Linked DNA regions of Mus musculus: region 2 is linked to region 1. A link is a contact called in ENCODE Hi-C or POLR2A ChIA-PET data. All regions are on one chromosome and are shown on one strand. The core of a region is the stretch at or near the end of the contact, and the rest is flanking DNA. Distances in the headings are between cores, read along the strand shown. Region 1 holds the start of Hotairm1 (Hoxa transcript antisense RNA, myeloid-specific 1). Region 2 holds the start of Hoxa4 (homeobox A4).

Region 1 (3,506 bases), core at 494-2,993:
GGGAGGACTGTCCTCCCAAAAGACTCTACTTGGATGGTTTCCCAGAAGAAGAGGCTAAGGCAGGACACTTCCCGGGTGCTCCTCCCTTTACCATGCTTTGGGGCGAGTCATGGGTCACAGAGAAATACTACTCCCCGAAAGTGGGTTGGGGTAAGTGTTCAGTTGTCACTAAGGGGGACCAGGGACGTAGGTCTGCTTAGGTTTCCAGGAGGATGGCCAGGTTTGCTGGGGGCGGGGTTGAGAGGTGTGGGGGAGGGGACAACTTCTACGTGTGGAGAAAAAACACAACCCAGAAGCCCGAAGAGTGACTTTGCATTCTTCTTCCCTTCCTATAGAGAAGGGATCCCCCCAAACTCACACGTAAATTACACTGTTAATTTCATGCCTGATATAAAGCTAGAAACATCGAGAAGAAAACTTGTGCAGAACTGTCTGCACGGTGTTTTTTAAGTGACCGCTGAATTTCTCCTCCTTAAGACTATGTCCATTCTCATCTCTGTTTGGCCTTTTCTTTCTCCAAGCTTAGAGTTGACGTGACATCTAATAGTAAACAGCAATTACTGACACCATCAGCATCATTGCAGGACAAGGTTGATGGGAAACAGGACCCCTGTCCTGGGATGATGCTCACATCTGCACGTGTCTCTCTGGGGAGTGACCTGCAGGTTCACACAAGCCCGTTGGAAAGGGTCCCATCCACTCAGTCATCTGTCCCTCCCACCTGCCGGTCCTCAACACCCCCCATGCCCCAGTCCACACAGGCAATAGGGGATGGTGGGAAGGGGGGGCTCTTCCACTCCTAACTTGCCTCTCCTGGAAGAGAGAAACTCGACGGGGGAGGTCTGCATACTTTTTAGGAGTTGCCTGTTATCTGCCCTTCTGAGGCCTACCCTAGAGTGAGCATGCTCCTGGGTCTCTAAGAGTTGGCAGATGGCCTGCAGCTCAGGCTCGGCCCTCACGCCAGTCAGCCACGTCTGCTGGCGTCAACAATCTCCTTTGCCTTCTACTCCTTAAACTCCAGTAGCAGAGTTGCCCCGATTTTGCAGGGCTACCAAGAGCAAAGCGACAGAGAAGGAGAGAGGGCAGAGAAGAGAGTGGACACCCGGCCTTTCCCAGAGAGCTGGGTTCGTAGCCCCCCCCACCCCCACCCCCACCCCCGAATCCCGGGACCCTGGGGTCGAATTACAGAAGCTCCCATTGCCATGCTATTGGCCGGCAGGAATCAGGGAAGAGGGCTCTAAGACCCTTTGGATGAGGACAGAAGTTTCTTTTCTTGCTTTGGTCCCCAGCACATTCACCATGGTTCCTCCCAGTCAATCCTCTGCGCACGTCCCTCTACATTCCGAGGCTGGCGAGCCAGTGACGCAACCTCGCCCTAGGCGCCGGGATTCCGGGCTCAGGTCTCTTGCAGGGGTTGGGTAGTGGCGGCCGCCCCGAGCTGAGGGCGTGGTGTCTGTTGGATTCCCACCCTTCCCACCCCGCGTGCTCCCAGCTCCGCCAGGGTCCTTGCGACCACGCAGAGATTTTCGGCCCACAAGATGCCCGCCACAAGAGAGCCAGGAGGCCTCATCCCCTCTCACCTCTTGCCAGTTCAGCTTTCTGGGCTGGGTGGGGAAGGGGCCGCGGAGGGGGCCTCCCATCCCCCCACATCTGGTGGCGGAGGCGCGCAAAGCCGGGCGCGCGCAGAAGGCAGTCTCGACTCCCTTTGGTCCCAGTGCTCCAAGTCAGCTCCGGGAGCGGCCGCTGCTACCGCCGCGGCCCGGGCTGCCTGGGGGGGCGAGCGCGCGTCACCTACACTGAGGAGCGCCGGGGATTTAAATGCCACTGAAACGGTGATCCATCACGGCCGCAGCCGGTAAACTTTCGCAGGCGGCTCAGCCATTGGCTGGTAGAGTCACGTGTCCTCCCCTCGAGCCCTCCGCCTGCCCGCCCCGCCTCTTGCGCACTGTACATTCATATCATTTTTCTTCTCTGGTCCTATGGAGGAAGTGAGAAAGTTGGCACGGTCACCCAGGGCTTCGCAGGATCCAATCACTCAGTGACAGATGGACAATGCAAGAATGAACTCCTTTCTGGAATACCCCATCCTTGGCAGTGGCGACTCTGGGACCTGCTCGGCGCGAGCTTACCCCTCTGACCATGGGATTACAACTTTCCAATCCTGCGCGGTCAGTGCCAACAGCTGCGGCGGCGACGACCGCTTCCTAGTGGGCAGGGGGGTGCAGATCAGCTCGCCCCACCACCACCACCACCACCACCACCATCACCACCCCCAGACGGCTACTTACCAGACTTCTGGAAACCTTGGGATTTCTTATTCCCACTCGAGTTGTGGTCCAAGCTATGGCGCGCAGAACTTCAGTGCGCCTTATGGCCCCTATGGATTAAATCAGGAAGCAGACGTAAGTGGTGGGTACCCCCCGTGCGCTCCCGCTGTTTACTCTGGAAACCTCTCGACTCCCATGGTCCAGCATCACCACCACCACCAGGGTTATGCTGGGGGCACAGTGGGCTCGCCCCAGTACATTCACCACTCATATGGACAAGAGCAGCAGACTCTGGCCCTGGCCACGTATAATAACTCCTTATCCCCTCTCCACGCCAGCCACCAAGAAGCCTGTCGTTCCCCTGCTTCAGAGACGTCTTCTCCAGCGCAGACCTTTGACTGGATGAAAGTTAAAAGAAACCCTCCCAAAACAGGTAAGTCCTGCCGGCTGACAGACAAATGCTGTTCGATTTTTGAAAGGGGCTGGCACACCTAGTTTCCTAGGAAAATGAATGATTTTTAAAAGATTGGTTCTTGTTTATGTCTAATGTCATCTAGAGTTGTAGTGAGTGGTGTAGGGTGCCCAGGTGTGCAGAGGCAAAAGCGTTTCACAGGGGCTGAGGTTTAAATGGTCTATAGTTAGATAGTGTGCGGGGAGTGGGAGGTGGTGATGGTGGTGATGGTGGTGATGGTGATGTCCTGTTAATATCTACAAGGCTCCATTAATCACGAGCCTGATCACACTAATGGTTGACTTCAGGTTAACACTGCTTACACATCGTCACTGGCGCTTCCCGATAGGGTTTGTGCTCGCTGAGTAGTTAACCGAATATTGCCTCAAGCTTGGGGCAATCTGGATAAAGGTTTAAGATTTTTTTTTTAATCTTTTCTCTCTTCCTCCCCTACCCTAGGGAAAGTTGGAGAGTACGGCTACGTGGGTCAACCCAACGCAGTGCGCACCAATTTCACCACCAAGCAGCTCACAGAGCTGGAGAAGGAGTTCCACTTCAACAAGTACCTTACACGAGCGCGCAGGGTGGAGATTGCCGCGTCCCTACAGCTCAATGAGACCCAGGTGAAGATCTGGTTCCAGAATCGCCGCATGAAGCAGAAGAAGCGTGAGAAGGAGGGGCTCCTGCCCATCTCCCCTGCCACTCCTCCTGGCAGCGATGAGAAAACGGAAGAATCATCTGAGAAATCTAGCCCCTCGCCCAGTGCCCCTTCTCCGGCATCGTCTACC
Region 2 (3,189 bases), core at 631-3,130, 33 kb before region 1:
CAGATTTTCATTTAAAAAAAAAATCATGGTGCTTCCTGTCAGTGGACAGCTCTCTTTACCAGCACAGACACCCAGTGTGGAAAATCTCTTTGTACTACTTCAGGATGATTTCAATAAGAAACTAACATGATCCTTTTTTTAACCTCTTTCCCTAAATTACTTTAAAGATTAGTCTCAATAATAGTCTTCATGTGTCTAAGCATTAAATGACTATCTATCAAATAGGATATATCCCAGTATTTAGTAGCTCAAGTGAGTAACAGATATGAATGAAGATAGAATGGATGTTCTTTCTGAAGTGTCTCTAGGCTTGGGTTATAACTTTCCTGGTCTGCGTTTGAGAAGGCCGTTGTTCTATCCTGCTCTCTGAAAAATCAGCAAGGTGCACCAACGGAAACTGCTTTGCATACCCAGAGGAGAGTTATTTTTTAGAATGGCGGTGATAGTTTGCACTGCTTTACCATCATGCAAAGGATCTAGGCGTGTCTGCTATTCAGAAGAAAGAAAGAGCACAATTCCAGGTACGAGTGAGGCATCAGTATTTACTTCAAAGATCAACATTAGGTGGAATTAATAAGTAATTTATTTGTTAATAATAATGGCATAATTAGTTTACCCATCAAATTTCAATTACCAAATGGCAGGCAACAGTCCCTTCTCTCTCCTTTCCAGAGCTACTGATATCGTTAAAATGCTAATTTTTCAGCAATCGCGGGCTGGTCTGTAAATATAGCCCTTGGTTTAGATCCTGCACGAGGAAACAGCATCCAAAAGGAGAAGGGAGGGAAAAGTTAGAAAAGACCGATTGACAATTAGACCAGGCAGGGTCTTATTGTATCTCAAACTTGTTTTTGTTTGGTGATTGTTCTGAAACGCGAAGTTACTGGATTCGAAGCCGGGTTTTGTGCAGGCGTCGTCTCTCTTCCCACTCTGGGGTGGAGGTCTCACAATAGCGCCTAATAAAGGAGGCACATTTAGCTCTCCTCAGCACCTCCATCAACTGCAATATAGGAAGGTTCCAAGTCTTTAAATGAAAAAATAATGTACAAATTCTGCGTCTGAAAGAAAAAAAGTAAAAATAAGTATCCACGAGGTTTTAGTGGATCGCCCTCGCTTGCTGTACTTCCTTGACCCGCTTGTTCAGCGGCCCTTCTACCCATCCTCCCTGTGCAGCTCCAGCCCTGGCTTCGCAAAGCAGGGACTCCCTAACAGCCGGGTGGATGTGTAGGGCGTGGACAAAGAATCAAAGGGCGAGAAAAATGGGTCCGTAGGCCTCCTTCGTTTTATTCCAGAGCTAGGATAAAAAGCCAGGGTCTGCCTCTTGGTCCCAGTGCCCTTCCCTCTCCTGGAGGGCCTCGAACCCTCGGAGGACCACCCGAAGCCTGGTTGGACTGGAGATCGGCGCTGAGTCGTGGCGACCAGCTGCCCAGAGGCCTAGGACAGACGTGGGCAGGAACAGGGCTCGAAAGGACCCGCAGTCTAACAGGCCCCAACTTCTCAGCCGGAACCCAAGTTGGGGGGCCCGAGGAACCCAAGCTCGCTTCTCCCACCCTGAAGGCTAGCAGCATCCATCACGCATCCCCCGCGCGTTTCCTGATCCGGGTCCGCGCGCGCGGATTTCCCATTGGCCGGATCGCAGCACGTGGGGCGCGGGGGCGGGGCGCGCAGGGCCACGGGGAGCGCGCGCGGGCGGGGGAGGAGCGGCGCGGACTTCGGCGGCGGCGACGGCGGGAGGGGGAGGGGCAGTCGTTTGACAGCGGGGGGAGGGGCGGGCGCCGGGGCCGGGGGGGGGGGGGGGGGGGGATGGGAAGCGCGGCGAGAGGGGGAGGGGCCTCGGCGAGCGCAGAAAAACGACACCGCGAGAAAAATTAGTATTTTTGCACTTCACAAATTAATGACCATGAGCTCGTTTTTGATAAACTCCAACTACATCGAGCCCAAGTTCCCTCCTTTCGAGGAGTTCGCCCCGCACGGTGGCCCGGGCGGTGGGGACGGCGCCGTGGGCGGGGGTCCCGGCTACCCGCGGCCCCAGAGCGCCCCGCACCTGCCGGCCCCGAACCCGCACGCGGCCCGCCAGCCCCCCGCTTACTACGCGCCGCGGGCGCGCGAGCCCAGCTACCCCGGGGGCCTGTACCCCGCGCCCGCCGCCGCCTGTCCCTACGCCTGCCGCGGGGCCAGCCCCGCGCGACCCGAGCAGTCCCCGGCCCCCGGCGCGCACCCCAGCCCGGCCCCGCAGCCCCCCGCGCCCCCTCGGCACTGCGCTCCCGGCCCCACCACCCCGGCTGTCGCGACGGGGGGCAGCGCCCCCGCGTGCCCGCTGCTGCTGGCGGACCAGGGCCCGGCGGGCCCGAAGGGCAAGGAGCCGGTGGTGTACCCCTGGATGAAGAAGATCCACGTGAGCGCCGGTATGTGGCGCCGCCGGGAGGGCAGCGGGCGTGGGGGCGCGGGGCAGGGCGCGGGAGGGGACCCCCATCTGGCCGGCGCTTTGGCTGTGGGTGTGTGCGCGCCGCCCGCAGCCTGGTCCTAACGTGAGAACCCTTTTGTACCCAGGGTCCCTTTATCCTGAGATTTACGAGACGCCAAACTGTTAGGGCAGTAATTATAGCCCCCATAAATTTAATTGCCCTGGCAGAGGCTCCCGGCCATGTGTCTTTGAAGCTTTTCTTCAGCCCCAAAGCCCAGCACCATTCTTTATGGCTCTCGGGTGTTTCCCGTTGTCAATAGCCTGTGAAACATTTTCTTTGCCTTTTTATGTATCTTGTGTGAACTTGGTGTCAGGTTATTATATAATGATGATGTCCGATTGCTCTTCCCCACCCTATCTCCTCTCTCCTCCCCTCCTCCTCTTCTACTTCTTCCTCTTTGGCCTTCTCTTTCGGGGTTCTGGTGTTCAGTCAACTCCAGTTATAACGGAGGCGAACCTAAGCGCTCTCGAACCGCCTATACCCGGCAGCAAGTCTTGGAACTGGAGAAGGAATTCCACTTTAACCGCTACCTGACCCGGCGGCGCCGCATCGAGATCGCCCACACGCTCTGCTTGTCGGAGCGCCAGGTCAAGATCTGGTTTCAGAACCGGAGAATGAAGTGGAAGAAAGACCACAAACTTCCCAACACCAAGATGCGATCTTCCAACACTGCCTCGGCCCCTGCCGGCCCGCCTGGGAAAGCACAAACTCACAGCCCACACCC

The links. Hi-C counts contacts between places; a loop is a spot of excess contacts on that map. ChIA-PET counts read pairs that join two places held with the same protein, here RNA polymerase II (POLR2A).
Region 2: a map of heart shows a loop between it and region 1 (2.8-fold over the local background). The contact joins the promoter of Hoxa4 here to the promoter of Hotairm1 in region 1. A Hi-C loop is called at or near these places in 10 of 37 maps with a recorded cell type or tissue (adrenal gland, gastrocnemius, heart and 1 more). POLR2A ChIA-PET finds 5 or more read pairs at or near these places in 2 of 5 experiments (Patski and embryonic stem cell).

Annotation. Positions count from the first base shown.
Region 1 is chr6:52,156,761-52,160,266 of GRCm38, reverse strand. Hotairm1 (Hoxa transcript antisense RNA, myeloid-specific 1) reads right to left here and starts at 1,743. Exons shown (of 2, transcript NR_131181.1): 1 at 1,581-1,743. It overlaps Hoxa1 (homeobox A1), which reads left to right and starts at 1,950. Exons shown (of 2, transcript NM_010449.4): 1 at 1,950-2,700; 2 at 3,178-3,506. The coding sequence starts at 2,046. Hotairm2 (Hoxa transcript antisense RNA, myeloid-specific 2) reads right to left here and starts at 3,365. Exons shown (of 3, transcript NR_146400.1): 1 at 3,285-3,365; 2 at 2,289-2,377; 3 at 1,738-1,977.
Region 2 is chr6:52,190,394-52,193,582 of GRCm38, reverse strand. It overlaps Hoxa4 (homeobox A4), which reads left to right and starts at 1,880. Exons shown (of 2, transcript NM_008265.4): 1 at 1,880-2,405; 2 at 2,895-3,189. The coding sequence starts at 1,895. All of the region lies in intron 2 of Hoxa3 (homeobox A3), which reads left to right. LOC115490409 (a long non-coding RNA gene) reads right to left here. Exons shown (of 2, transcript NR_168044.1): 2 at 523-1,058.